6 separate regions of the Mus musculus genome follow, and all the other regions are linked to region 4. A link is a loop called in an ENCODE intact Hi-C map of the cell type or tissue named here. Cell type or tissue: left cerebral cortex. All regions are shown on one strand. Region 1 holds the start of Nabp1 (nucleic acid binding protein 1). Region 2 has its middle 12 kb from the start of Nabp1. Region 3 has its middle 19 kb from the start of Nabp1. Region 4 holds the start of Gm17767 (predicted gene, 17767). Region 5 has its middle 24 kb from the start of 9330175M20Rik. Region 6 holds the start of Tmeff2 (transmembrane protein with EGF-like and two follistatin-like domains 2).

Evidence for each region. Hi-C counts contacts between places; a loop is a spot of excess contacts. Peaks named below come from ENCODE experiments on the same cell type or tissue, not always from the same donor. Only the 100,000 strongest peaks of a DNase experiment are listed, where the experiment ranks them.
Region 1: it touches region 4 in a loop (4-fold over the local background); 40 of 42 quality-filtered maps call a loop at or near these places.
Region 2: it touches region 4 in a loop (7-fold over the local background); 41 of 42 quality-filtered maps call a loop at or near these places.
Region 3: a loop joins it to region 4, with 5 times the contacts of the local background. A loop is called at or near these places in 36 of 42 quality-filtered maps.
Region 5: it touches region 4 in a loop (3-fold over the local background); 15 of 42 quality-filtered maps call a loop at or near these places.
Region 6: a loop joins it to region 4, with 4 times the contacts of the local background. A loop is called at or near these places in 3 of 42 quality-filtered maps.

Annotation. Positions count from the first base shown.
Region 1 is chr1:51,476,508-51,481,507 of GRCm38, reverse strand. Nabp1 (nucleic acid binding protein 1) reads left to right here and starts at 3,109. Exons shown (of 6, transcript NM_028696.3): 1 at 3,109-3,683; 2 at 3,892-4,030. The coding sequence starts at 3,593. In left cerebral cortex, a CTCF peak has its summit at 3,006; DNase peaks (open chromatin) are centred at 870, 3,012 and 3,709; H3K4me3 peaks cover 2,093 bases; H3K27ac peaks cover 1,652 bases.
Region 2 is chr1:51,463,712-51,468,711 of GRCm38, reverse strand. It overlaps a transcript of Nabp1 not described here. Among named protein-coding and RNA genes, the nearest start is that of Nabp1, 12 kb to the left of the region's middle. In left cerebral cortex, a CTCF peak has its summit at 2,114 (motif pointing left); DNase peaks (open chromatin) are centred at 2,094 and 4,750.
Region 3 is chr1:51,457,000-51,461,999 of GRCm38, reverse strand. No RefSeq gene overlaps it. Among named protein-coding and RNA genes, the nearest start is that of Nabp1, 19 kb to the left of the region's middle. In left cerebral cortex, a CTCF peak has its summit at 2,811 (motif pointing left); DNase peaks (open chromatin) are centred at 2,709 and 3,678.
Region 4 is chr1:51,594,899-51,599,898 of GRCm38, reverse strand. It overlaps Gm17767 (predicted gene, 17767), which reads left to right and starts at 3,181. Exons shown (of 4, transcript NR_151621.1): 1 at 3,181-3,598. In left cerebral cortex, a CTCF peak has its summit at 2,712 (motif pointing right); DNase peaks (open chromatin) are centred at 2,721 and 3,434.
Region 5 is chr1:51,355,104-51,360,103 of GRCm38, reverse strand. No RefSeq gene overlaps it. Among named protein-coding and RNA genes, the nearest start is that of 9330175M20Rik, 24 kb to the right of the region's middle. In left cerebral cortex, a CTCF peak has its summit at 2,371; no DNase peak of the experiment used is centred here.
Region 6 is chr1:50,922,982-50,927,981 of GRCm38, reverse strand. Tmeff2 (transmembrane protein with EGF-like and two follistatin-like domains 2) reads right to left here and starts at 459. Exons shown (of 10, transcript NM_019790.4): 1 at 1-459. The coding sequence starts at 34. In left cerebral cortex, CTCF peaks have their summits at 527, 741 (motif pointing left) and 3,007; DNase peaks (open chromatin) are centred at 1,578, 2,390, 2,722, 2,956 and 2 more places; H3K4me3 peaks cover 3,249 bases; H3K27ac peaks cover 3,898 bases.

The DNA.
Region 1 (5,000 bases), 120 kb after region 4:
TATGCTTTGAATTAATCTACTTAACAATGAGTTTCTTTCCAAGAGGAACTAAAATTTCATTATCCTCTAGAATATTTCACTGACCTCCAGCCCCAAGCAGGCATTGGGGATTATTCTGAATTACAAATCCTTCAAAAAAGTCAATTACAAATTTAGATAACTAGTGATTTACACATTTTATATTCTTTTAAAGAAAAAGTTTTATAAGCATAAGGGTTTAAAGCTCAGATTTTTTGGGGGGGGGGGTGTCACGAAACATGTATCATTGAGAGAGCTACTGAATCTAATTGTGAGGAGTGTTCAGAGCCAGATATGTAGTAGATGCTTAATGCATGCCAGCATATACTCTAGGGAATGGTTACATGAGTATAGCAAGTTTTTATCTTTTTATTTTTAATTTTTATGAGTACTGGTATTTTGTCAGCATGTATGTTTATGTACCACAAATATGTATTGCCTGCCTGTGTATGCTGGGAATCAAACCCAGGGCCTGCTCGGGGAGAGCAGCCAATGTTTTTAACCATGAACCATCTCTCCAGCCTCAGCAAAAGTCTAATATATATATTTATTTATTTTTTTCTGTGAGATGGTTCCCTTTTGTAGCCTTGGCTGGGCTGGAACTCACTGTGTAGACCATTTAGCAATTGATCTGCCTTTGCCTCTAGTGCTGCCTTAAGAGCTTGGACCATCACACCCATAGTTGATTTTATCCTTAATCAACTATAATCTTTGAGAAGTGACTTAGGAGTTGCTGAAACCTATGCTCTCCATTGAACTGTGTGTTCTTGTTGCAGTTTCTCAAGGCTGCCTGTGGGTTTGTGAGAAAGTGGTGCCATTTTTATTGTGGGAGCTCTGTGCTAGGGGAGGAAGTGAGAGGATCAGCTGAGTCTGTCTTGGGTGGAGGGAGGGCCAGGAAGGGCAGGGACAGAGGGACAGCCCTGTGCAGTAGCTTCTGCTTTTTAGAGTGCCTGCTTCTCTCTTCTCTTCTCTTCTCTTCTCTCTCTCTCTCTCTCTCTCTCTCTCTCTCTCCTCCCTCTCTTGGCATGCAAGTGTGTTCTATTGAACATAGTTTTTTTTTTTTCATACCATATATTCTGATTATATCCCAACTCCTCCCAGATCCTCCCTTCCCATCTAAATTCACTTTCTCAGTTAGAAAATAAACAGGAATCTAAAAAATTATAATAAAACAAACAAAACATAAGGAAAAAAAAGCACAAGAATCAGATGGACACTGTGACACTCTTTCAAACACACAGAAATAGTACAAAACCAGAAACCATAATATACAATCAGTAAGGACCAGTCAAAACAGTCCCAACGAGACGTTAGGAGACAAAGAACCTCCCAAAATGTCACTGAGTTGTTTTTGTAGCCCAGGTGAAACTGTTAGAACTAATATTCATTTGTGAGCCGTTAATCAGTTGGAGATGTCTTCTGGTTTGGGGATAGGGTGCATGAGTCTGTCTACCTCTCCTCTCAGTGTTGGTCAGCCCCGAGAACCCACCTAGGGCACACCCCTACAGGGCCTGGTCTCTTAGTGTTTGGGACCTCTTTAAGGAATGTGTATATAAATAATTCTGAGCATCCCTCTTAGTCCTTTTTATGAGGGCAAATGGTTGAGAATTCAGGGAGTGGCTAGGTCCCCCACCCCACCCCACCCCACCCAGATCCCTGGCCACAACTTTGCTCTATTATATTGTTTGTTTTTCAAGGCAAGGTTTCTGTGTAGCTCAGGCTGACCTTGAACTCACAGATTGCCTGAGATTCCTGAATGGTGGGATTAAAGGTGTGCTTCACCTCTAGGCTGCTCAATGTTCTTAACATGGCTTGTTATTTATTCTTAAACTTTTCTCTATGCTGTTTCTCGGTATTATCCTTAAAAAGAAAAAGAAGTGTGTTTTTGATATATACATTTTCTATTTTCCACAGTATTTGCTTATATGATTCTCTAACATGCTAGAATATACTCTGCTGTTCCCATTTCTTCAATCTGTTTTGGAGGGTTACAATCATACTACTTAAACATAAAATACTTCTGGTTGAAGCCTCCTAGGGTCAAGATTGCCTAAATTGAAATCCAGTTTGGTTATTCTCTAGTGAGTTTTATTACTTGTAAACGGGGGTTAAAATTATCACTCACCATGAGATTAAATAACAGGTAATTATTTTCAATAGAAAATTGATGAAAAGAAATACTGATCACAGATCTATTTGCGACTGTACTTGGGCAATTTATTTATGACCCCATTTTATCCTCTATGAGGCAAGGATCCTAGTTTTATTGTTCAGATTGTTAAATTCTGGCTAGGAAGCTTAACCAACTAATTTCAAGGTCACACAATTAGCCTCCAGCTTGTTTGGTGGCAAAGCACAACCCTCCCTTTCAGGTTTTGTTTTAAGGTTCCCCTTCACCAGTGTATGGTTAACTCATCTTAGTTATATAAAAGCCAAGTGCAATTTAAAGAAAAGGGTTAAGGAAAAAATGAAATATCTGTGGAACTTAACTATGTATGGCTATTATCAGCATGAAAAGAGGTTTATTTACAAGTTACTTTTAAAAAGACCACCTCGTGTTTCTGGATCCCAATTTAAACACCTCTAAAGTACGAAGGTTGATCGCCAAGTTGCCTGCGACTGGGAACCACTCTCTTGGAAGCCTCGGACACCTTTAGTTCGCCCTTTTTTCTCTCTCCTTGATCCTGCTCGATCACTCTCTCCGTTCCTTCTCAACTGCATACTTGCTCTAACCACGGGGTTCGGAACATCTGAGTTCCACGTGATCGCGGGACTGAAGGGCAAAGGTGGCCTTACTGAAGGATCCTGAGGAATTAGAAGAAGCCAGGTCTCCCTCGGAGCACCAAAAGACCCAGCCCTACAGAAACCCGGAAGACGTGGAGCGACCAGCGGGAGGAGGGTGTGGCCGAGAGACCATTGGTCGGCCGGGAGGCGGTGCTTGTGCTGACAGTAGGGGAGGATCCAGGGAAGCTGCGAGCTCAGTGGCGCTGTGTTCCGCCCCAGAGGCGTGCTAGTGGGCGTGGTGACGTCGCGTGACGCCACAAGGGGCGGGGCGCGGCTTAATAAAGCCGGCCTGAGGGAGCGTTCGCCAGTTGCTGCTTGGGACGCGGGCTGCGCGGTTGGTGAACAGCCTTGCCGTTTTGCTGTCACGTACCTTCCCTGAGCCTGGGACGGAGGGGGCGCGCGCGTGTGCGTGTGTTGTGTGAGGGACAGCGGGACTCGGGCAGGGCCGTCTCCTGATCCCTTTTCCCTTAGCGGAGGCGGCAGTGCGCACGCTGGTTTGCTCGCCGCCCACTTGGGAGCGGGCTCAGGGTGCGGAGTGCGTCTTCGGTTTTGTTTTTTGGTTTTTTGTTTTTTTTGAACTTGTGAGAGTCTTTTTCCCCTCCCTTTTCCATTTTTATTTTCTTTTGGCTCCGTGCCTCTAGGGCTGGTTTACCCGGCCCCTGAATTACCGCTTCCTGACCCCGGTCGCCAATCTTGCCCCAGGTTGCTCCCCGGCTCTGCCCCTGCCCCTCCCCGAGGGTGGGAAGCCTTGCCTAGTGGGTCTCTGAAGCGTAGCCGCACCTGCCTCAGTATGCACGGGGTCAACGACCCTCCACTTTTTATAAAAGACATTAAGGCCGGACTGAAAAACTTAAATGTCGTCTTTATTGTCCTGGAGATAGGTAAGTGAGGTCCGCAGCCCGCCCCACACCCTCGAGAGCTCGGACCTCTTCCCCGCCCGCGACCCCACGTGCTCCTGGCCCAGAATCCTACCCGGGGACAGAAGTCAGTCACGTAGCGAGCCAGAGGAGGGTGAAAGAGCTCCCTCGAATGAACTCCTTATCTAACACACCTTTCCTTCTCCCCTTTTTGATTTTTAAATCTTCACAGGACGAGTGACCAAAACCAAAGACGGCCATGAAGTGAGATCCTGCAAAGTAGCTGATAGAACGGGAAGCATCACTATTTCTGTGTGGGATGAGATCGGAGGGCTCATACAGACAGGGGATATTATTCGGTTGACCAGAGGGTAGGTGTGCATAAATTGGGGTAGGTGTGGGTTTGGCCGACTTCGGGGTTCTGAAGTTGTTTGGCTCTTCCATGGGCCACTTCAAGAAGGGAGCTGTTTTAGTGGACCTCACTGGGAGCAGCTCACCTTCACAGCTAATTTGTTTTAGGTAGGGATTTAACTCCCCTCCAATTTTAAAGGTTAATTTTATTTTTGAGAATACCGTGTGGAAGTCAGTGAGCATTTATCAGTGAGGCTGATAAAAGATCACATTACCCTTTCCACCCTTTCTTGGAGACTGGGTTTTTCTGTGTAGCCCTGGTTGTCCTGGAACAATTCTATAGACTAGTCTGTCCTCGAACTCACAGAGATATACCTGGAAATCAGTTCTGTGTGCCACACCAGTTGGACACATTTCCTTTTTAATCAGTTCGTGTATGAAGTATAATGTCTTCCACCCCTTTCCTTTTTTGGTACCTTTTTTTGTACTCAATACTCATCGTTGTGATATGGACATGAATGAATATCTGGAATACTCATTCTTGAAAATGATTTCATCTGTAAGATCAGAGTTTCACAAAACCCAAAATAATACACAGTGGCAGAAGTTAATCTTTGATTCATTCAGAGTATTTAGTTGGTTATGGAGTTGGAATACTTTTTTTCATAGACTTGAAAATCTTACCAAATGTTGGCCTTAAGAAAAGTTCAGGAAAGAATCTTAAAAGTAGAATATGGAAGCTTCTGTGATTGGGAGAATTGTAATAATTTTATTGGTAGCCATCAGAAAAATAGTTGACAATTGCTGCTGAGCTAAGAGAATGGTAGAAGTATTGAGTCTTTGGGCAGGAGTTCTTTGATCCTATCTCACAGGCCTTACAACATTTTCAGGAAGTGAGGTAAGGTATCATCAAAGCAGGAAGTGAGAGTCAGAATTTAGGCATCTTATTCTCAGACATTGAGTCATTGTGACACTAAATTACATCTTTTT
Region 2 (5,000 bases), 130 kb after region 4:
TAAAGAAAAAAAAAGTTTCATGTATTTACTATGTATACAGTAGTCTGTGTGTATGTATGCTTGTGTGTTAGAAGAGGGCACCAGATCTCATAGATGGTTATGAGCCACTATGTGGTTGCTGGGATTGAACTCAGGACCTCTGGAAGAACGGCTACTGCTCTTAACCCCTGAGCCATCACAGAAGTATAGTTTCCCTTACTTTACCAACTCTGTTTTGCTTTTTCTTAGTAGTCTTAGGAACTGTGTTAAACATGAAGAGTGATTAATTTTTAAAGGATAGTTTGAAGGTTAACTCACTCCTTTTTTATTTTTTTAAACTTGAGATTACATCCCGAGTGTTCTTTACAGTCAGTGGAGTTGCTGAAATGCTTCCCCTATTAGGTATGCTAGTGAGCATAATGGCTGTTTGCTTGAAGCCAATTTAGGTTGTGTGTGACTCGTGAGGTTCTGATGACTGTGAAAAGCACTGGAAACACTTTCCCAAACAGGCATGTGCCAAGCTAGCTCTGACCTCACTGAGGTCTTGCCTCTCTTTGTTTAAAGCCTGATACTTAGTTCTCTTTCTCTTACCCAATGAAAGTGGTAGATACAGAGAGATACTTGGGCATGATGAGATCCTTGTGTGCTGAAACCCTAGACATTGATTACAAGTGGGAGTGATTAAACAGCCCCACATCTCATGGTTGTAATGATTAACACTTCAGGCATGTTTCTCTTAACACCTAATTGTGACCTTTGGAAATGCACTATCACTGATGTATTATTATATCCCAAGGAAGAAGCTAGAAGATTGTTTTCTAGGTATATTTAAGTTTGCTAGATGCCTTGAGGTTTGCTTTATTGGGAATATACTAGAATTTGGATCAGAAAGCTTTAGCCAAATTATGCCAAGTTTTGTTATGCACAAAGACTTAATATTTCTGAAAACACAAATCAGACTCAAGATCAAGTCCATTAAGTTACTAATAAGCATTTTTCCACACTAACATTAGGCCCAAAAGTACTACTAAGACCTAGTTTTTACCTTTGTGAGGTGTTCAATATAACATTTCAACCAGTAGGTCTTTTAGCCATTTGAAGAGTAAAAGTATAGAATCCAACACTTTATGATATACCCCAAACATTAGGAAGTGGGTGACAGTTCTTTGTTGTTCTGTAGTAGCCTAGTTCGGCAGATTTATTGACACACCCATACTGAAGGGCTATAGGCATATTTTAAAAAGCGGACTGTTTCAAGCTAGAAATTAAAGATTCTATGCCTTCTAAGATTAAAAACATCTGGATCCAAGCTAGGACAGCTTGTTCACAAACGATGGAGTAATCTTGAAAATCTGGTTTTAAGTCCCATACATGAAGCTTTTCAGAAGGGTGGATTGCCACTCTTATCTGGAAGGGAACTTAGAACTTGCATCAAACACTCTGGAGAGCTTTGTCTACTGTTCTTGCTGTCTCTCTTTTACAAGGAGGTTATTTTCGAATTCTCTGTTCCTTTCCCGTAAATCTAGAATGTACTAAATTGTGTTGAGCAGTGGAAAATGTACTAGAAGAATGTCCAAAGCACAGAGTAACTGAAGCAAGTGTTTCTGAGTAGAAATAATTAGCCCCTCTACATAGGAGTGCTGGAAATTTTGAATTAGGTTAAAGTAGAATCACAGAAATTAGAAGAGCAAAGCTGGGGCTGGAGAGATGGCTCAGCTGTTAAGAGTGCTGACTACTCTTCCAGAAGTCCCGAGTTCAATTCCCAGCAATCACATGGGGGCTCACAACCATCTGTAATGGGGTTTGATACCTTCAGCTACAGTGTACCCCATACAAAGAATAATTTTCAAATAGTTTAAAAAAAGGTAAAGCCGAGATTGTATCTTTTCCACCCTGACCATTATGTTCTGTGGCTTAGCCCAGGAAGTGGATGTTTGTGTCTTCTGTCAGCTCAATGAAAAAGATGAAATGTCAAAGTGGGGTTGGAAGCATTGACGTTACTGAATGCACACAGCACACATCTTCAGATTTCAATCCCACCTTAGGCACAGTTCCCACATGAGTTTGAAATATTTAGCACTAAGACTTCAAGTTGCTGGACTATTTGGACAAAAGTCAGCACTAGGGCCATCTACTGGTAATTACTGTGTAGTTTCTGTGGCTGAATCTGGTTTAGCCAGTTTAAGGTGGAGAAAGTCCATTACCCAACAGGATAAATTTGATTTGATTTATGAAGGAAATAGATGACATTAAGAAATGATCATAGGAAATTGGGAAATCTCCTTATGAAGACTGCCAAGATTGTTTTTTCAAGATTTAAAAAAAATGGACTTTTACCTGAATGTTTAGATGTGTACCATATGTGTTCCTGGTGACTGTGGAGGTCAGAAAAGGGCAGCATATACCTTGCAACTGGAGTTGAGATATTTGTGAGCCGCCATTTGGGTGCTGGGAATTGAACGCAGGCTTTCTGTAAGAGCAGCAGGTGCTCTTGAGTCTTCTCCCTAACCTGTACTAATACTGTCAGTGTTAGTGAAAACTTGCTAAAAATGGGGTTTTGGTGAAAATGAAGTAGAACATGAAGTTCTTAGGAACTATTTCATCAGGTTTTTTTTTTTTTAAATGCCAAATGACTGTTGCTATTTTTGTAGTTATATGAACTTTGCATATCATAACTCAAATGTAAGAATGTAAAGTGAAAACAATTTTGAGCTGGAAAGATCTTGATTTGAGTCCTGTATCTGTTATTGTACTAGCTTCATGGCTGTGAGTCTATCAGAGGATAAAGCACTATTTGAGGAATCTGAGCCAGTGTATACAAAGCACGTCCATGTTCAAGGCTCAACAAATATTAAACCCTTTATAACGATCAGAAATAAGATGAATACTGTCATTTCTCCATACCACTTGGAGATAATTCAGAAAAAGGTAATTGAATAACAAGAAATTTATGAGTTTAAAAAAATATTGGAGGTGAGTTACATGTAGTGTGGGCTGGGCTTGAGCTGTTGATCTTCCGGACACAGACAAGGCAAGAACTACCGTGCCCAACTCCAATTGAAAACTTCTAATTACAAGTTTTTGTACATTTTCTTGGTGCAGAAAAGCATGTATGTTGCTGATCTGCTGTGACAGTACATAGGGTTGGCTTTCATTACAAAGCTCTGACCAACTAGTCAAATGGATCACAGCTTTTTTCTCCTTTGCCCAAGAGGGGCCTCAATCTGTCTATGAAAGTGTAGCCGAAGAGGGACCTCTTGTGGGCAAACGTTTGGGCTAGAGGACAAGGTCAGTGGGTCAGAGGATAGGCAGCAGGTACACTAGAAGGCATTCCTACTTAGATATCATGATGTGTATTTGCAGGTGTAGAGCAATTTGCTTATAACTACAGCCTTGAATAATGTTTTCAACAGTTTTTGAAAAATATTGAACTTTACAGACACCTGTGTTCATTTAAATTTTGTATTAGCATCCAACTTTCCATCTATCAGTCAATCCATCTGGAACCATTTCAAACAGTAGATTTTTCTTGAATATTCCAACATGGCTGTTCATTGGAATTTTCAAGTTTCAGGGTAAATTTATATACAACGAAATGCCCTATTTTAGGTGCACTTTGTGGCTTTTAGCAAATGCCTCACACTCACGAAATACCATAAAAATTCAAAATAGTCACTTGTCTAGAAATTTCTGTTATGCTTCTTAAAACCATATGAAACTAAAGTTCCTACTAGCCATCAATAAATGTTAGAAGTTTATTTCAAAGTTTTAGATGTCTTCCTGGCAGTTCGTTTTTGTTTTGTTTTTGTTTTGTTTGGGGGGAGGGTTAGGCAGTGCTGTTCTACAGACTAGAGGATCTGCAGTTTTGGGGCAGATGGAGGGGTGGCTTCAGGGGGCACACCATTCTACCCTCAGGGATGACAGTCTTCTACTCTGCTATGATAGCACCAACTCTGGTATGGGAAGTTGAGAGCAGAGCATTATCTAGGAACTTAGAGTGTTTTCGGGACAAGTGCTCAGCTCTTGAGATTTTTTTTTTTTTTTTTTTTGTTCTGGCTGTCCTAGAACTCACTTTGTAGACCAGGCTGGCCTCGAACTCAGAAATCTGCCTGCCTCTGCCTCCCAAGTGCTGGGACTAAAGGCATACACCACCACTGCTTGGCTTCCCCGAGCTTTTTTATTGTGTTATTGTTTTATGTATAAGCCAACTCCAAATGCCTTCTGCTGTTTTGAGTTTTCATAGTACTGATAGGTTGGATTCAGTTGGCATACCTAGAATATGCACATTGCTTGCATAGCAAAGACCCTCTGTGTGTGCTCACAACATACAACACAGTTTCATTTCCAATTCTGTTTCTACATTGATCACATTCTTCATTTGCATACACTCTTACCACTTGGGTATTCAGGATTTTCTCTTTTAGTAGACGGATTTATTGAGCACTGACATGCCATGTCCGAGGCTAGCCAGGTCCCTGTGTTGTGCTATTTTATAAAATGATGTGATGGATGCTTTCTCTTCAATATAAGGATAGAATAATTTGCCCAAGATCACACAAGAAGGAAGCGACAAAACTCAACATAAAAATCCCTGTACTTTTAACTGCTGAGTGATATTGATGCATCGACGCTCTTGCTGGCATCCTGGATAGGGATTCAAGAGAGACAGGATTGCTGTTATAAAAATCTATAGGCAGAGGAGAAGATGAAGAGCAAAGCACAGACTTTAACATTTTGCTTGGGATTAATCATACTTTAAATGTCAACTAATACAGATCTGACTAATCAAATCCACAGCCAAGTGGCACATCAGCGAGGGAAATATGGACTTTGAGCATTAGTCTAGCACCATTCCCAAACAACCCCCTACACAAACTTTAAAATAAAGCCTTAAACTCCCCCAGTGTTTGGAGAAGAAATGGCTCAAAAATCTCTAAGCATTATACAAAGACTGATACATTTGACTACATTTATATAATACAAATTAAAACCAAATGAAAAACCAGAAAGTGTATTTTATT
Region 3 (5,000 bases), 140 kb after region 4:
TATTTGAAAAATTAGAACTGGCTGAGTGATTGCTGAGCATTAATGAGGCCCTGGGTTCAATTCCAGCACCACAAAATGAAAGAGCTGACAGTGCTTTCTCTTAACAGCTGGCCAGCACCCAGGAATGATTTAGTAGAGGGAAAGGTAATGCTAGACTGCATTCTACAAAGTGTTGGAACTGGAACTATGTTAATGTTTTGTTTTCACACATTCTTTTTTTTGGGGGGGGGGGGTTGGGATGGGAGGGTTTCGAGACAGGGTTTCTCTGTATAGCCCTGGCTGTCCTGGAACTCACTTTGTAGATCAGGCTGGCCTGGAACTCAGAAATCCGCCTGCCTCTGCCTCCCAAGTGCTGAGATTAAAGGCGTGCAGTTTCCACACATTCTAAATGAAGACAAAAACTAGTTATAGAATCACAGTAAAAGTAAAACGAAGCTATCTATGTTAGCCTCTTAAAAATAGAAATCATTTAAAGTATTGTAAAAATAACCATTTGTCTAATCATTCTTAGTAGGGATGCATCAAGGTAAAAAGAAGCGACATTCATATTAGTAAGTATTCAGAAACTATTATATATTTCAGATAAGTTAAAATACAGTTTTTGTTAATATCAGGAATCAAAACATTCATAAAGATGCTAAGTAGTCTATAAGTTGTAATCAGGTGTACAATTTTCTTGGGAAGTATTATGATGCATTTTTTTTGAAAAGACCAATTTTCTAGTCCTTGTCTGTGTAGTAATGAGCACCTAGAACCAGGATTATAGTTTCTAAATGACATTTCCTCTTAAGAAACAAGGATTCCTTGGAGCTGGAAACATCTTTTTGGACTTAAAAGAAAGGAATCTTTTAAAGACTAGTAGCTCATTTCAAAAGGACTTACGGGTCAATTCAGAGAGCTTATTCCTTGACAAAAATGGAAAATATAAATTAAGATAATTGCAATACATCGAAATTTATGTGAAAAAATCCATGAATTAAAAAATCATAGACATATTTTGCAGAATGCTAAGACACTCATTGTTCTGAAAACAACAGAGTGCATTTATATTTCCTCTTGTGAGACGGAGCTGTCAATATAGATACTTTCTTCTTCACCACCAATTCTACTTGATTAGGAATAAGAATATTAAAACTTCACTCTTTTGTGGTCTTTAATGAACTAATCTAAGAAATGATTACCAATGTCTTCCAAACTTTGGAAAGGTTGACGTGGAACTTTCTAAGTGGACCAAATTGGCAATTCAGCACATAGTAGGGCTGGCCTTCCATAGGCACAGCTTTCAATCTGTGGGTTCTGCAACTGTGAAGTCATCGCACCATGAGGAGTGTGTGTCTGAATTGATCATGGACAGACTTTTTCTTGTATTATTCCCTAGACAATAAAATATAATAACTATTTACATAGCGTTGAGAAGTGTACGAGTTGCCACTGCATCAGAACAATGAATACAAAGTCGAATAAACTGAAAAGGCAATTCTTCCTAAAACAGTAGGAGCAGTAAGGTCAGAAGGCAAGTCAATGTCCCTGAAGTTGGTGTGAGAGGCACAGAAAATCATACCAGAGTGGAAACTCAGGAACAGACAACTCAATGGGAATTAATGCCCAGCTGGAGAAAGCCTGCTCAGGAATCGATGGAAAGCTGGAGGTTCAGCCTAAAGAAATCTTAGATAAAAAACAAGGAGCTCATTCACTGGGATCTCCCAGTCCCTTTTATTAATTCTTAGAGAATTTCTTACAATGTGTTTTGATAATATTTACCTCCATCCCTTGACTAGGTAGACCTTTTAGTAGACTTGTTGTTACTGAATAAAAAGTCTATGCCTGAGGATATCTCCATAGAAACATTGAGAACTGAAAAACTCTGGGAAAAGTGGGGAGAACACATACCCCAAATAGCAGTTCCCTTTTAAGCAGTATAACTATGCATGGTGGGGGTATTAAAATGAAGGTACTGAAAGATCACAGTGTCATTTTGAAGTTTGGGTTGTTTGTAAGTATATTTCAATCTCTGCAGCAGCCACTGGGGTGGGGGATGGAGGTCTGAGATTCACTGATGTGCTAAGAAAGATGAGAAAGTAAGAGAACCTTTGGGCCTCCTGTCTGTATTGGTAAGGTGCTAGTAGTGATGGCTATCACCGTGCTTTTAACAGGGAAATTCAAAGTCAAGCTTTACTAGTTAGCAATAAGGCATTAATGAACACCGGGCAAGCAGAGACTAGCAGAGTAGGAGGTAGAAGGGTGGGTCTTCCTCTAAGATGGAAGTGGAACAGCTGAGGAAGGAATTAGTCCAGAGGAGTCCTCTATCTTTTGAAGGTCCTCACTCTTTCCAAACACAGAAATTTTATTTTGACTCATGTGTATGGGTATTTCTAGTCACGTGTGTGTGAATGCAGCATGCAGATTCTTGGAGCTGGAATCACGGGCAGCCGGTGCTGGGAACAGAGTGTGTGTGCTCTGGAAGGGCAGCAAGCGCTCCTAACCTCTGCGCCACCTCCCCAGCCAACAGCTGCCCTTTCTTAGTCCCGGAGTTGAGTCCAGATCTCCTGGGGGAGTGTGCTGTGGTCTGCTGATGGGCAGAGAAGTTCATTGAGGTGGTTCAGGCTTGGGGCTCAGCAGGTGGGTTCTGGCAGCCTGGAAGGCACCAACTGGGTCTGTGTAAAACACACTGGGAAACTGGCTGAGCTAGACCTGAGGGACCAACCTTTGGAGTGTTGGCAACACTCCCCAGGAGGTGAGCACTATCTTGTGTCTCCTGAGTTCCTTTCCAGTCAAAGAACTAGTGTCCCTCCCTCCAACAGTCTCTCTGCTGCCCTCTACTGGTGAAGCTTTACATCTTACCACCTGGGGAAAAAGTAATAAAAGAAGTAAACTTGTAACTAGTGTTGCGGTCTTGACTTCGACTTGGCTTCAGAAGGACCACACCAGACCAAATAGTTCCACGGGAGGTTTATTGGGCGAGAGAGGGCAAGGTGGCTGCGGGAAGAGGGGGAGGGTAGATGGGGGGGGGGGGCTTTCTTCATATATGGGTGATGACGTAAAGGTGGGAGGTGAGCCAAGTGGATTCTGGGAATATGGTGGTTGTTGCCTTGGTAACAGGTGTTCGAGTCTCGCCTATGTGATGTCAGGGGTTTCGGAGGTCCTAATACCAACAACTAGCATCTCTATTGAAATACTTATATATGCAACAACAAGACGTCTGTGGTTCAAACCAATCATGAAGGTAGAGAAAGAAGCATTCACACAAGCAATGATAAATACTAAAGAGGGACTGTAGAAAGGGCTCAAATATATTCTCCCCTTCCTCTTCATTTTAAGTATAACACCTTAAAATGTGAATTGGCATGTTTCTGGAGGACACCGAAGCTTTATCTAACAATCTAGGGTTGCTTAGAATGTGGGGAGAACTAGAACAACCTCACATGGATCCACTGCTGGGAAGGTGGAGATAGCATCCTGGCTGATTGTGGGACAGAAAGAAAAGTCTTTCTTGGAAAGCCTTAGGCTGACATCAGGAGGCCACACAAGCTTAATCCTTACATTGAAAGGGACTGACAACATAGTTTCCTTAGTGGGTTTAGGTATACCTAGACTATTCTAAGTACTAGTTACGTGTTTGCAGTTACTAGCTATGCTAATGTATTTTCTGACAACGAGCCTACGCTCTGCTGGCAGGGAGCTGAGGTGCCAGGAAGCTGACAACTTTACACTCCCGATGCTCCTGAGTCTACAAGCTAAGAGAGGGGTGAATAACCCAGTGTGCGTCACTGCTGCTGTTGTCATCCTTCACTGACACCAGACTCCAGCTTCTTCAGATTCCAACAAGACTCCAGGAATCTTCTGCAGACCAGATTGGGATATCGAAAGAAAACAGATGTGTGGACTGAGGTGATATCTGCTTCTCAGCCTCTCCGCTCTAAAGATGGACATTTTTTGATTACCTGGTATATATCTTGTGAGCCAATGTAGTGAATCTTTGTTCATAACGTGTATGTATTCTATTGGTTCGTTTCCTTTAGAGAACCCCATACAATGCAAATATTGAATTAAAAAAATAGCTCACTGGAATCCAGCAAATTATTATTGCACTACAAAACTAAAGTAGTTCCATAAGATCAGCCAAGGAGAGGCTGGAAAAGGGATGGTGAAGTTAATTGTAGTGGCTGGGGAAGCAGGGATCAATGGATGCGGGAGGAAGGATGCTGAGTATCTCAAAAGGCATAAGTGGCAAGGATGGAAATGTGACAGGGTCTTTACAAGCATAGGCTCAGCTATGCAAATCATGAAATGTAAATGTTGCTGTAATAAAATCCCATGACCAAGTACAACTTCTGGAAGACAGTTTATATACCTTATGATTTTATGGGGAGAGTTTATAATGATGGGGGGGGTACACAGCAGCAGAAAACCATGATGGCAGGAAACTATGACATCACAGTTTTGTTTACCTACAGGAAGTAGGGAGGGCAAACTGGAAGTGACCTGGATTTATAAACACCCGACAGCCCAGCATTCCTCCGCACATTGCAGGCTGCTTGGACTCTGAGAAAGGAACCAGCTGCAGAAATGAACTGAGCAGTGCAACGTATTAGAGTTGCTCTGAGTCATCTGGCAAGGGGCTGGAAACTGATGGGCCAAAGCAGAGGAAGAAGGTTCTATTCTACCTGCTCCCCAAGACTGGTCTGAAGACCTGCACACTACCAACCAGGATGCTCATTGCTGGTTCCATGCTAGCAGCAGAGCCATTGCTGAGCTGGAGGTGGGGGCAGTGAGTGAGGGATGGAGCCACACACATAGAGGAGAATCTGGGACTCCTGAATTAGAGGGTGCTCACAAAATTTGGGTTGGAAGAATGCTTTGCAGAGATCCGGCATGCCCACATCCTCTAGTCCAAGATAAACCTTATATATTACCTTTTGAGTTTCCCCGACTCCCTGAGCTCCAAATGGCTGCCTTCCACACAGTATGTGTTTACACAACTTTATTTTCGTATGAATGTA
Region 4 (5,000 bases):
TGGGGACTGAACTATACGTTTGGTGTTAAGACAGGACTTAGCTCTTTCAAAGCTAGAGACACCTGGCACTTGTCACACCTGTCACTTGCCATTTGTAGAACTGTATAGAGTAGGTACATTGGAAAGGAGTTTAAGGTGAAGAATGTGTGTGGCATTTATCAAGCATTCATGAAAGCAGATGGCTCAGGCAGAAAAATCTTTTCATTTTTCTTCCCCTTGATAAGACTCAAACCAAAGCTTCCCTCATACAGCCACCCAGATCTGGTGTTTTCTTAAGATAAAGGTAACATAGAAAGATAAGGAAGTAGGCACTAGAATATTAGAGAAATAATTCTATCCACTACTCAATATACTCCGGAGTGACGAAGACTAAAGAGTAGACTTGCTATCTTTTTTTTTTTTTCCAGACTCTTGCTTAGGCAGAGGACTCTATCTAAGGTGAAGTGAAGAATAGGTAGCAATTTATTTTTTACCTTCTGGGATGTCAATTGCACAGGGTTGAACTCTGTTGTTGTGGGGAATCTCAGTGGTCCCTCATTGGTCCAGCAGAACCAGGAGGTGAAGAGTTGAGGTGGAAGCTATTGGAGGCTTATTGTGGCTGTTAGTGGTTCTATTTCCTGGAAGGCCGAGCTAATGATGAAATGGAATGCCCTTTCCTTTCATGTCCCTTTGTGTCTGATGTTTTCAGTTGTTAACTCAAGGTTGAAAGAGAGCAAAATAAAAACCTGAAAATAAAAAGCAAGTAAAACTCTCTTTGGTCTGCGCTGAATAGTGTAGAAAAGGCTCCGGCTTTTCAACCCCAGTTAGTATGGATGTATCGGGAGAGGCCTCTGCCTGTGTGCTTGCTCGGGAAACACTGCTCCATAAGCTAAGGTGCTGCTTTCGAAGGAGCGCTTTCTTCCTTTGGGTTTCCTTTTGTCCTCCTATTTTAGAGGACTAAATGGAAGCAGTCCCTGAAGGAAATGATTCCACACCTTCTCTCTAATCTAACTCCACTCAATTCTAGCCTCTTCTTGTCCATAAGAACCACCTTTAATTTTGCACATAAACAATTTAAAGTCCTCCAGTATATGAAACACCCCTGCCCACGCCCCACCCCCACCCCACCCCCAAGAAGGCTTTGCCTCATCCTGCAGTTCCTTTGGCGTCTTGTCCTTAAGTCTAAATTCATCCGAATGTTTTCTGTCTTGTTCCCTGTCCCTGACTTCCCATAGCTTTCTCTTCTCCCTTGGTAGAGTGTGGGCTTTGCCTTTTCCCCTCCTCTTCCGGCTCAGAGGTCTTCTGCCGTCCTTCGAATCTGGGATTTCTCGGGCTCCGCCCTTCTCTACCCTCTCTGCCGTTTGTATATTAGAGTGGCATTTTTTTCTTTTCCATTTCTGGTACTAGGCTAAGACCATACATAAGCCTGCCTAAAACCTCTATTACGTAGGTACCTGAATAGAGGCAACATCCAGCATTTCTAAGCTTCAATGTCTACATACAAAATGGGCATATGGGCCATGAAGCCTAGATGTGCATTTCCGGCTCCCCCTGATTTATGTCTAGCTGCAAACTCGATGTGACCCAAAGCCAAAGCTCAGCACCCACCTCTCTCAACCTTTCCCTGTCACAACAGTGCCATGAGAATCCTAATGCAGACATAGCTGGAAGCTTGACAAAAATCCCTGTTTCCCCCAGTCTCTATAGCTAACATATTTCAAGTCTATCATATCATATACCTATCGGAAATAGACCTTAAGAGTCCGCCAACACAGCCAAATGGCAGTGGCATGTGCCTTTAATCCCAGCACTCAGGAAGCAGAGGTAAGCAGATCTCTGTTGAATTCGAGGTCAGCCTGGTCTACAGAGCAAGTTCTGGGCTAGCCTAAGCCACAGAGAGAAACCCTGTCTCAAATAAAATAAAATAAAATAAAATAAAATAAAATAAAATAAAATAAAATAAAATAAAAAAGGTCTGCCATGCTCAGGCTGCCTCTCTTACTGGACAATACTATTTTAGCCTCTGCTCTCTCTCTCTTCTTCTGGGTTCTGCACTACACTCCTTGTCTAACCATGTTGCCTGCAAGATCCTCTGAAATCGCCAATGTGATCACATCTTACCTGTTCTAGAAGACACCAGTGGCTCAACCATTTGGAGGGCACATGGGATTTTGTCTACACTTTATTACCCTGACTCTTATCTTTATCACGGGCTCTCCGCAGAGTTCCTTGAGACTTCGCTGCGCCATGGGCTTATGTTGTGTGCTCTGTTTTCAGTACTTTCTTCCTCCACGTGGCAATATCCTCCGAAGTTGCAAAGCACATCTTCAAACATTCTTCTCTACAAGGCCTTCTTTGATCTGTTTCAGGAGGTATAAATCTTCCACCGACTCTCGTCTACCCTCAGAACATTCTCCCCCTCTGTTTGAAGTCTTATCTAGACGTTCGAGAGCTATCTGATGATTGAGAAAGGACTGCAGCTCAGGCGTAAAACTGTCTGTAGCTTATCACACCACTGAGACTAGAGCTCACGAAATATGTATGGCACGGAGATGAGGGTCACGGGAAGCCTGCCACCAGGACTGGAGTCACAGCAGAACTATCCTTGGGTTGGTATGAGCGCAAAAAGAAAATGTGTTGGGAACTCAAAAGATCTCAAAATATTGGTTGTTGTAACCAATCCTAAACCAGTGGCATTTGCCTAGTGTGTTCCAGGTGAACAAATCCACTAGGGGGCAGCAGAGTCACTCCACAGCTCTACCAGGGTCTGTCTGGGCAGATTTCTCCTTAGCTTTCCTCTGTACTCCAAACTACAGACAGATCCAGCCTCTTGCTGTCCGAGGCTCAAACAGGAAGTCCCTCTTCTTCAGCGATGTAGAAAGATTTAATGTTAAGCTGATTAAAACAAATAAAAACATATGAAGAAAGTTAATAAAAAATTGTTTGCTACTGAACACTGGGGTAGGTTTAAATCTCTCAACAGACTACTGAAAATGAAGAGACTTCACTTAGCAAAAAAACAACATTATACACAAAGCTGGGCAGTACCTTTTCCTGACATTCTCTAGTAGTGTGAGAGTTTTGAGAGTCAGGCCTGAGCTCTCATAGGTTCTATGCTAGTTTAGGACAAGGGGTCGACTGAGCATTAGTAGGAGTCCTGACTTTTTGGTACCCATATTCCCACCATCACATTCCTACTTCAAGAGCAGACAGCCACAACTCTGACAGCATGGCTCGTGTTTAGTGGTGCCTCTTTAGTTAGTTTGTGAGAGAGACTCAACTGAGGTTTTTTTTTTTCTTGCTTTCTATCTTTGAAAGTATGTATTACTGATCCATTCAACTTTTAGATTCTCCAAAGAAAATTCTTTCCTAGGAAAGGTGAGAGAGCTACAAGAAGATGTAGCTAAAATGAGTTTCATTTTGGGTTCTGCAGTGGCAGTGGCAGCCTCGGCAACGGGATGCAGGCAGCCATGGCAACGGGATGCAGGCAGCATGGCTTCAGAAATGAGCTCTTCACCAAGATTTGAAAGAACTCTTCGTGCATCTTAGTTTATAATTATGGCCCAGCTCTTGGGGGCACTTCACAGCTGAGCATCTCTCTCCAGGTTCCCTTCCTCAGGTGAGCCTCCTCCTTAACTCTGCTCCATCCGATGCACGCCTTGAACCTCACCCTACGGTTCATTTGCTGATGTCTATTTAATTACACACTGCCAGGCTTGAGAAATCTCAATGATTGAGAATTATAATACTTTGTTTTATTAAATTTCCTGGATTTTTTTCATTTAAGAAAATTAAAATGTTTCTTTTTAATTCTTAGTATACCTGCAGGAGCTTGGTACTGAAGGTTAGAAGGGAAAAGGTTGGAATCGTAGCAGCAACTGAGTGCCTCCGTAAGCAGAGATTGGAGTGTGCGTTGGGAAGTTTGGGTGGCTTGTTTTGCTTATTTATGGTTAACTTAGACCATAAGCATAAACTCTGTTGTCTATTATAACATGGGTGCCCATGGTCGTTCTATGTATCCATCCGCATATATTAAGGAAGAATTCTACTACCCCTAACTTTTCCTTCCCCCAACTAATGAGTAAGGAGCTAGAACAAAGCGTGTCCAAATTTCTTTGAGATTTACTTTATGCTTTTTAACTATGCGGATGTGTTTTCATCTCCACTGGGTGTGACTATGTGAATGCTGTGGCCAAGAGGCCAGCAGTGTCAGAACCCCTTGAGTTGGAGTTACAAGTGTTTGTGAGCTGCTCAACTGGGGTGATGGGAACTGGACCTGGGTCCTCTGAAAGAACAGTATGTGCTCGTAACTACTGAGCTGTCTCTCCAGCTCCCGTATATTTCTAAGTAATCTTTGAGATTATTATTCTTTTCATCAAACTATAGGGCTCATCAGGATTCATAAGAGAGTGGGAAGTCCCAGCTGTTGGGATTTGGATTCTTCTTCTACTGTTTTTTTTTTTTTTTTCCCTAAGAAAGTCTTTACTGTAACCAAGGCTGCATGTTCTATGAACTAGGAAAGGATGAGAGGAGAAACAAGAGCCATGGCGATGGTCTAGAGTCTAATTAATACTGCCTCCGGCTTCTATGTCATTAGCAGTGCTCTTCTTTAATAAGTGGCAGAGATAAGATTTTTATTGAACTGATGATCTTTTATGGAGTTGGAAAATGGGAAGGCAGTAATAAGCGGGGGTGGGTGTTGTGCAAATGCATGCCTTCCAAGGACCAGTCAGATGGAGCAGACTCCCGCATCGGGCAGTGAGGCCTAGACCGAAGTAAGTGCATCTAAAGCCAGCCAGATCAAACTGGTGGCCACAGGCACAATCCAGTCATAGCATGTGTTCTGTGATATGCCAAGGTAACTGCGTCCACACAGGCAAGTGGCCCCAGTCTGATGAGAGATAGTCTGAGGAGAGTTTGTATGTGGAGGGAACCATGTTCTAATTTCAGTGCCCTGGAGGATCTTCAGAGCTGCTCGGATAAATTTAGGTTGTGTCTCTTTAATTACCATGTTACCATCA
Region 5 (5,000 bases), 240 kb after region 4:
GCGAATGCTCCCGAATGATGTTGGCGAGTACAACTGTTTGTCACTTGGCTTGAACCTGCCGCTTCTGATGACGGCTACAAGTCTGAGAGTTGGCGTAGGAAACATTTGATAGCCTTGCTGGGCATTCAATGGCAAAAGCACAGACAACAAGACTGCTTAGAGTGATGCTCTCTGGGCACTCGTTTGCAACTACGGCTCCATGGGCTCTGTCATATTAAACAAATGCAGTCCTTTCCAATCTGTGCTCCTTGAGGCACGAGAGCCCCCACGAGATGTGCACAGACACTCTGAATAAGTTCTGTGGTCAAATTAGTCGGGAGAATATATATGATACAGTTCACTAATGGAAAGTTCCAACTCACAGTACCATAGCAAAGTTCCATAATAAAGTGAGAATTTCTTAAGCTCTTATGTTTACTGAAGTGAAATTTTAAAGAAAATCTATAATATTGCAGGGGGTCTATTGCTCTTTGGAGATAGGTTTGGAAAACATTACTGTGGCCTATCAAAAATACTCCTGTACCTGGGCTCTTGCAAGCACCTACTGTTCTCTGGGAGAAAGGCTTAATCTTGAAAGGAATCTGCGTCACTGTGAAATTTTTTATCTATGGTTTGTATGTATGTGGGGGCATGTTTACCCTTCCTGATGGTAGTCCTCTGGGCTACAGAGTCAGCTCCTCCTGATGGACATAGACCATCCTTTTTGGGTGTGTGTGTGGAGGATATTTTTCTCAAGACAGGTGGAATTATGGGTAAGAAAATTAGTTACTGATAATATAAAGTTGGACAGGACACAAGAGCAGCTCTCCAAGGTCTACCTTTTATGTATCAATACTGATCAGGACACATTCTGATTAGAATAAATATTTTCTCATCTTATTTTTAAAATTATTATTATTATTATTATTATTATTATTATTATTATTATTATTATGTTTTTTTGGTTCTGAGAATTAAACTGAGGACCTCAGATATCCTAGGCAACTGCTTGCTCTACCAAAAAGCAGCAGCTTAGTCCTTGCTTGTTATGAGACATTTCACAAAATTGCTCATGTTGGCCTTGCAGTCTTCTACCGCACAGCCAGGCTTTCTACTCTTGATCCTCTTGCCTTGGACTCACAGGTAGCTGGGATTATAAACCTGTACCAGTAGGCCTGAATAAGTTTTAAAATTAAAGCAGCTGTCAGAAACGGTCCTGTGAGTATTTCCCTAAATTCATAGAATAAACTGAATTTTAAATGTCTTTAAAAAAAAAAGTAACAATGTGTGATGCCACATGACATTTAAGGGCATAATCAGAAGCAATGTAATTAAACAATGACAGTTTCCAGTTTAAAGCGAGAAATTCACTGAAAACTAAAGCGATTCTCCAAGGAAGCAGTTCAGAATTTAAATGGATATTTTATGAGTGAGTTAAACCTCCGCATTTTATATCCTTTCTGACCCATTTACAGAAGCCGATCTTGAGAAATCAGCACTTCCAGGGCACACGGCCGAGGGGACCACTTTTCTAAGCAGTTTCTTAGGGATTTTGGCTGTGACTGTGCACTGTGGCTATCATCCCACTGAAGACTGCCATGTGACTCCTGAGGGATTTCTCTGTTCTACCTGCTTCAGCCTGATTGTCACATGTCTTCCATTTTGTTGAGGGAACCTTTCTCCAATAAGCGTTCCGATGCCAATGTGAGTGGGAGAGAGGAGATGCTGCCCGTGGATCAAAGCCAGGACAGCTCCTGAAAGGCTTAAATGCTGGGCCTAGTTTGTACTCTCATTATATACTCTAAAACCATCAGGTGGGGCGGGTAAGCGAGCCAGAGTTTACGGAAGCCTCCATGCAGTCACCAGGTTGTTAAGGACAGTGAATGACATATTGTTGCAGCTATTTTCTCCAAGTTATTCTGTTCCTGGTGGCAAGTGAAATCATGTTTGGCAAACAGGTAGTATAATAGCTATAACCAAACAGCTAAATAAATCAATATCTAATAACTGGTCTTTTCTACTTTATTCTATGTTCTCTCTCTCTCTCTCTCTCTCTCTCTCTCTCTCTCCTTTTCTTAGTAAACTCTACCACCTAGTTTCAGACATTTTATCTTCTAGTGTACATTACGTTTTTGAAATGATAGTTTCTGTTGGCCTGACTTTCCCCAAGACTTTAACCTTGACAATTAGAATTGAGATTGAGATTAGTCAGACATCCACTCTCAAGAAAGCACCTCTCCTGAGTGGGAGAGGTACTTAATAAAATGTTTTCTTTAGTTTAATTTTCCTACAAGGACAGAGGTTTTCCCAACAATTCCACTGATGAGGGTGGATCTGCCCTTTCAAATGTGACTCAGTCTCCCCTAGAGAGCATCAGCAGCCCCATCTACTGGATGTGTAGTTTATTGATGGAGTTTTCCTGAGAGAACTAGGGAGAGTGGCACACAATGGTCCTGTTCAGACCATTTCTTGGATAGTCGATTACTGTGCTATGAACACCGATGTTTCAGATAATGGTACTGACGGCTTGCTGAAGAGTGTGCTCATTTAAACTGCCTTTGGGGCTAGAAAGGGACAAGCATGGTTTGATTAAGATCAATATAAGAGAGCATGAAGGAAAGGGAGAAGAGAGAGAAGAAAGGTATTTTTTTACCATTAAAACACTCATTTGCATGCATTCTCAGTGGTTACATTTCTGAAGCTGGGCTGAGTCTATTATTAAAATTAAAGGTCAAAAAATACTGCTTGGCTTCAGCAAATACACACAGACATTGGCTAGTATGGCAAAAAAGAAAAAAAAAGAGTCTAAATTAGAATATACTCTTGTGGGCTAGTCACAACCAGGCTATTCCCTTAGTTAGCCTAGCATTATTTACTGAATCCGTGGATGCTAAGGTAACTCCTGGGACCCAGTAACTGAAGCATACCATCAATGACTATGTTGGTGAATCATGATTGTCAGTTTCATTGGGTTGAAAAGTGTCTGGGGATTAGAAAAGCATACCCCTGGGTGAGTCTATCAAAGCATTTCCAGATAGATCTGAGCTTAACTAAGGGGTAGCCAAAATCCGAGAGTGGATGGTGCCATCTGGCCTGGTAGAAGAGACTGGAAATGGGAGGAATCCCAAGAGCTCAGTGTTCTGTTCATCTGCTTCCAGGTTACCGTAGAATGAACCACTCTGTGTTTTTGAACCCTCCGTGAAAGCTTTGAAACCATGAACAAAATAAACAACTTATCCACTTACATTGTTTTCTTAGTTAATTTTTGTCCTAGCTAAAACAAACAAACACACAGAAAATAACAACAACAGACAATTGCCAGACATAGTGGGAGTGGGATGTTCATTTTGATGACCCACAGGGAAGACTGACTCATAGGAGATACTCAGCTTTGGGAAACAACACAAAATATTATCAAGATCACAACAGAACAGGTGTCTCCACATATAGAGTTTTCTAAAAGCCAACACTGACAGACACAGGTTGCAGTGCACATCAGGACAGAGGCAGGATCTGGTGTCCTGAGACTGCCTAGGCAGAGACGCTTCTCGTGGAAAGTGACAAGCTGTCAGTAAAAAGTGAAGCACTCTTCCTTATTGGTTTCTAAGAGTTTGGCCTTTTAGAGAGGTTCTCTATCGAGCTGAGATTTGTCTGACATATCTTATTCTCTCCACAACTTATACAGGATGAAATGCTGCCTTAACTGGGTCAGCTGGACCTTCCAAGTACCAACTCTTACTTGACAAGAACTTTTGTCTTAGGGAATCCCAGGGCTCTTGTATCCTGATTCTGCCTGTTACAGACTGAAGGTACACCCTTGTGGGTACCATAGCCATACCCTGGGAATAGGGTTGCTAGCAATCATGGCTGAGTGACATAAGAGAGCTTGAGGCATGGTAAGGAACGGAGTTTTTAGAATATTTCTGGAAAGATCATTTCACTGCATTTCTCTACCAATATTTCTCACTTTCTGTAACTATGGAAACTAGATCTTTTCAGGTCTGAAAACTCCTTGAATCAGCTTATCTGATGAAGACTCACTACTACTGGAATCTATTTTGCCTAATGATTCAGTCAAGGGTACAAAGGGTTCCAGCTTCTATTCCCTTCCCCCATCACCTTTATTTGATTATTCATATACCTATGTAAGCTGTCTTAAATTTTTGTTAGAATTTAACTCTTTAAAAATTAGAATTCTTTTTAGGATCATGACAAAGGGAGTAATAACAGGATGTGTGGGTAGGATTTCATCATGGTAGATCTCATCATGGTGGGGTGAGAAGCATTGCAACTGGCAAGAAGGGAGAACATTGAAGAATTATGAACATTTGGGCTTAAACCAGAAAGGCAGGATCGCCAACTCTGCAGGCAGTAACTTAGTGTTTTATTACTGTGAAGAGACACCATGACCACTTCAACTCTGATAAGAGAAAACATTTAACTGGGGTTGGCTTACAGTTCAGAGACTTAGTCCATTATCATGGTGGGAATCATGGCAGTGTTCAGGTAGACATGGTACTGGAGAAGGAGCTGAGAGTTCTACATCTTGATCTGCAGGCAACAGGAAGAGAACTGGCTTGAGCTTCTGAGACCTCAGAGCCCATCATCTAGTTATATACCAACCTTCAACAAAGCCTCACCAATAGGGCCACTTCTTATGGCTCTGTGGGGGCCATTTTCTTTCAAAGCACCACAGGTAGATTGAGATGAGAGTCTGTGTTACAATATTTATGATGGTCACCAAATACCCAAGAAAGTCAGTTCAGGGGAAGATGTGTTTATTTTGGCTCACAGACCCAGAGGTTTTATTGCATCATGGTGAGGAGGGTGTGGCAGAGTGGAGTGCTTACATCATACCTGGAAGCAGGGAAAAGAATATTCTCTGGGCTTCTCTTCCTTCCTCTTATATCCCATCCAAGTTCCTGACTTATGGAAAAGTACTCCCTACATTCTGGGTGTACCTTCCCCCTTATTTCTCTCTGGAAATATCCCCAAAGACAGACCCATTTTTCTCCTCAAGG
Region 6 (5,000 bases), 670 kb after region 4:
TGCTGCACTGCCGCGGGGACTCCCACAGCACCATGACTACTTCGCGCAACTCTGCAGCAACCAAAGGCTTCTGAAGAACACGGGATCGCAGGGGCCACGCAGCGGGCTACTGAGCATCCCGCGGACCGCGGCAGCAGAGGAGGGGGCGGCGGCAGGGACAGCCGGCGGTGATACTGCGACCAAAGGAGAGCATGATCTCCGGAGTTTCAGCAACATCCAGTGACCGGGCTCAGCCTGCGGAGTGAGAGGATAGTCCGCTGAGAAGCTGCGCCCCCGATGCAAGGAGCTGCTGCCATAAGGAACAGGGTCGGGGCAAAGGAGGAGCAGGAGACAGAAACCAGGGTGCGGAGAGGAGGCGGCCAATCGGCCGAAGAGAAGAGCGCGACCAGACTGGGTGGAGGGACAGTCACAGCGCCCCGCAGCCCAGCCGCCGCCTCTCGCGCTCTGCCGCCCGCATCCCTCTGGCGTTTGGGAAGCAGCAGGTCCTTAGCCCGCCCGGGGTCACGTGGGAAGCGGCAGTCGGACTCTGATTGGCGGAGCGCGATGCAGGTCCCGGGAGGGAGGGGTCGGTGAGGAGGTGCAAGGAGGAGGCGGCCACTGATGCCACAGATGGGCTAGTTCTCTAGGCTCTAACCCGAGTGGGTCTAGGCGGGATGGCTCCTGGGAGAAGCTCAGGCTTCAGGGCGGCTACTCCCACGTTCTTTCTCCCACTTGCCTGGCTTCTCTGCTCCATGACGCCCCCTACTGTGTGCGAGGTCCAGGCTCGCGCCTCTCTTCTGTGCGTGACCCCGGGCTGACAGCACCCGCTGCGGCTGGGTGGCCTTGTCTTCCAGCTGGATGTGGTGGGGGCGGAGTAGGTGGAGGACCCGCAGCCACAGGGCAATAGGGGAAGCGGGTAGGGAGCAGAGGGCGTCCCGTTGGCGCCGCCGGTCCGGGAAAGAGATCCAGGCTGGGCATGTCCTGGTAGCTTAAGAAGCATTAGGATGCTTCTCTAGGCGGTGGCAGAGAAAAGAGGGCAAGAGGCGGCAGTGCGAGAGCCAAAAGACTCTGGTGGCTTAAAGCAGCAGCAGCAGCTAGCTCCCCGAGCAAGCCCGACAGTGCTCGCCAGGCTGGAGCAGCCAGTTTCGCTGGCTCTCCCCATTCTCCCTGTGCCTCCTATCCCTTCCAGGCTCTCCGCAGCTCAGCCTGCTAGATTTGATTCTCTTTCCCTGGAGCTCTTTGGTAAGGTACAGACCGGAACCTATTTGTGGGGCTGTCTAAAAGGTTCAACAAAATGTTGTTGGAAGGTCAATTTTGGTCTGGACAGGAGGCCGGAGGAGCAGCGAGAGACTTCTCTGAATCCAAGCTGAGAATGGGTTACAGGGCGAATCCACAGAGAAGCGGCATCCCGGAGGAGAGCTTGGAGTGATTGGGCGTTAGACTTGGGCGTTTTACACCTTGTCTGTGGATCCCCAGCTACCTGGGAGAGGCAAGGGAGCCTAGCCCGGCAGGAGTCACTACCTCCGCTTGGTTCTCCTTAGCCCCAGCAGAAACAGCAGAGAGATATCAGCCTTCCTTCTGCTGCACTCCACGCAGTTAGACACACTCTTTAGCTTAATGGCATGTTAGTTCTCAGGGCCCAGAGCTTTTTGGGACATAGATGGAGAGAAGAGTCTGTCTCCTACGACTCAGGTCACTACTGCAGTCACAGGGTTCTTGGTGCCTTGCACCAAAGAGGTTTCCTTTTGCGTTTGTATCATTCAGTTATTTATGGTATTTTTTCATTCACATTATACATATATACTCCTGCTCTATTTCTCTTTCCTTTCTCCTTCTCTCCTTCTTCCTTTCTTTCAAAAGCTTTCCCCTTTCTCTTTCTTTAAATTTCCTTGTATCGCCCTCCCATAACCTCCTGAATCTTGACTAAGAGCATTGTTTGATAGCATCTAACAAGCAATTAACGAGCTTAACCAACCACTTAAAAGCGGCACCAATAGACTTTGAAAGGCGGACTATCTATCTATCCTCCGCAGACACCACCAGAAAACAAACTGTGCCAAAGCAGTCCCTTTAAGTCCTGTACCCTCCAACCTCTCCCCACTCCCTTGCTTTTTAACTTCGCCTCTGTGAGACGTGATCCTGCAGCACCTCTGAGCCTCAAAGCCACCTCTCTCTTTCTTCCTCTATGTGAAACCCTTCCCTTTATCTTACATCCCGCCTCCCTCCCAAGACTACCTTTCCCCCTCCCCCGCCCACCTCTCAAGATTTCTGAATCTTGGTGTCTCTTGCCCCTGGCAAATAAGCAGCCGCAGATCTCAGCGTTCCAGTCAATGGCATCTCTCACCAGCGAAGACTCCATTAACACAGATCAATTTGACCAGACATTGGAGGCATCAGAAAAATCGGCTTTTAGATGGAGCAACTGAATTGTTGAAGGTAAAGGAATGCCCAGAAGATGGAGCTGCCAAAGATATCGCAAAAACAAAGAAACAGAGATGCCTTTCAGTGGAGTCTGCGACATACATTCAAGCTTAATGCAGATCTAGCTGCATCAGCCACACAGTACCGAATGAGGATTTGGAATTTTCCATACCAAAGCGTGGATCAGCGATCAGCAACTAATCAGGCTTTTGAATATGAGCCCCTCTGCAGTTATGGCAAAGTCCCTCAGACAATGTGTTTTTGCAGCGATTATGATCATAAACCAGCGCTAGGGTTGCAGGGTTTGACTGTAACCTAGAATTACAAGGAAAAATGTTACTGAATTCTCTGCTTAGTAAAATTTTGGTGTGCTTTGTAAGAATTTGTATTCTTCAGACACTTTGCCCACAGTAACTTAAACTGCCAAATGAGTTAATGACTGGCTGCGATGGGTAGCAAACACAGTTACCTGCACAGAGGTTCTTTAAATTATTGAGGAGTTGGAACCAAAGCCTTTCAGTTGGAGATGCTGTGATTCTGTCCCGCTCAGGATACATTTAGTGTTACAGTGCCACCAAGAAACGGAATTTTGCAACTGGCAGGCACCACCAAGTGGCAGAAGAACATCATTTACTGAAGGGAGCACTGCATTGTTCAATATGTAAATAAAAATATGCATATTATTTAGTTCTTCATTAGGTATTGAGGAAATAGACAGGCACTGACATTGCCTTATCATAAAATTGTACTAGCTCTTCGACTCTTTCCCAGCAAGCTCAAAGCAGTTTCTTTACTACACTTAACTTTCAAATATGCCTATGAATCGTGCCTCATATTATATATTATATGATAAGTAATAATTTGATTGAACCCATGCCATGGGTGTTCAAAGTTCCTATTTAAATTAGTGAATAATACTAGCTTTCAATGTTCCTGAGCTAGAATATTTTAGTTATGGAAAAAATAGTCTAGGACAGAGAGAGGTTGTCATGTCTTAAAGAAATTGCAGATTGTATTTTTTGTTTTTGCATAAAACTATGTTTAAAATGTAATAATGTTTTGTTGTCAGTTTCATGAATGTACATAGATTTGCATTTCATTTGAATGATTTTTATGATTTTGAAGTTATGAAGTCATTACTGCACTTCCCCTCTTTCCTCCCTCCAACTGTTCCCAGGCATTCCTGACAAATTCATTACCATGTGTCTTTAGTTATTGTTACACGTATGCATACATATAAAAGATAACTTTTAAAAAAATTGAGGCAAGACTGAGGGGTAGAGCTTGGTTGTAGAGGATTTACCTCACATGCAGGAGGCCTTGAATTTGATCAACTCCACAACATCAAGGACAACACCAAAAGAAAGGATATCATTATGACCTGTGAAATTACTTAAGGCTTAGGAAAATTGGTACAAGGAGAAAGAGGAGGAGGAGGAGGAAGAGGAATTGTTCTAGAAAAAGTAATGCTGAAGATAAATGAGCTTGGGAAAAATAAGACATTTTAGCAATGAGGGATTTGATTTTCTCTGCCTCTAAAATTTTTTTTATTGTTCAGGAGAGGCATGAAGCAGGTTGTGCCTCCTAATGTATTAGACATTTAACAAACAGAAAGAAACACACTGTCATTTAATTCCTATAGTACCCCTAGACACAGAAGTAACAACCAGTGTTTTGTGAACAAGTTGCATGAAGCATTTTAGAACTTAACAAAAATTCTAACATCAGAACACAAGACCTCCTATTCTTTTTTCATATTACTGTTCCTTTGAGATAGATTATACAGGTTCTTCCTGTGAAGAATATCTATCAGTTCTTTCCTTGGTTCACAGAACACAGCCACATGCAGTAATTCTCAACCAAAAACAATGAGATCCAGTGATTGCATATGTGTTGATCATATTATTAATTGAGATAGTTTTTAACATTTAAAATTTATTTTGTGTGCATGCATGTGTATCTAACAGCATATATATGGAGATCAGAGGAAACGTGAGAATCAAGTTTCTCCTTTTATGGACCACTGGAGTTCCATAGATCAAACTCAGGTCATCAGGTTTGGTACTAAGCATTTTACCCTATGAACAATAACACTAGTCCAGGAAAGTCTTAAAAATACATGTCTTTTACTTTTAAGACTATAATATAATTACATCATTTCTATTTCCTCCTTTTCCTTCTAAACCCTGCCATATACTCTCTTTTCTCTTTCAAATGCATGATCTCTTTTTAAATTAATTGTTTTTATATACCCAAGACAATTTTCTGAAGTGAGATATCATTGCTGAATTCCAACATACTTGATACAATTTGTCCACAAAACAAGAATAGTGGACACTTCTGTCTCATTAGAGGGGTTTTCGTAATTAAATAACAGTATGATTCTTTCTGTGTGGTTAAAATGTTTGACACACTAGGAAGCACTATATATGTGTATATGTGTACTATATATTATATGTGTGTATATATATATATACTGTATGTAGTATATATAGTATTCTGTCTGTATAATGTTACTTGGATGTATGTTTGTAGGACTGACCAGATGATATTAGCTTATCATTTTGTGTGCTATTCTCTGGAAAGGACTATTTGTCTTA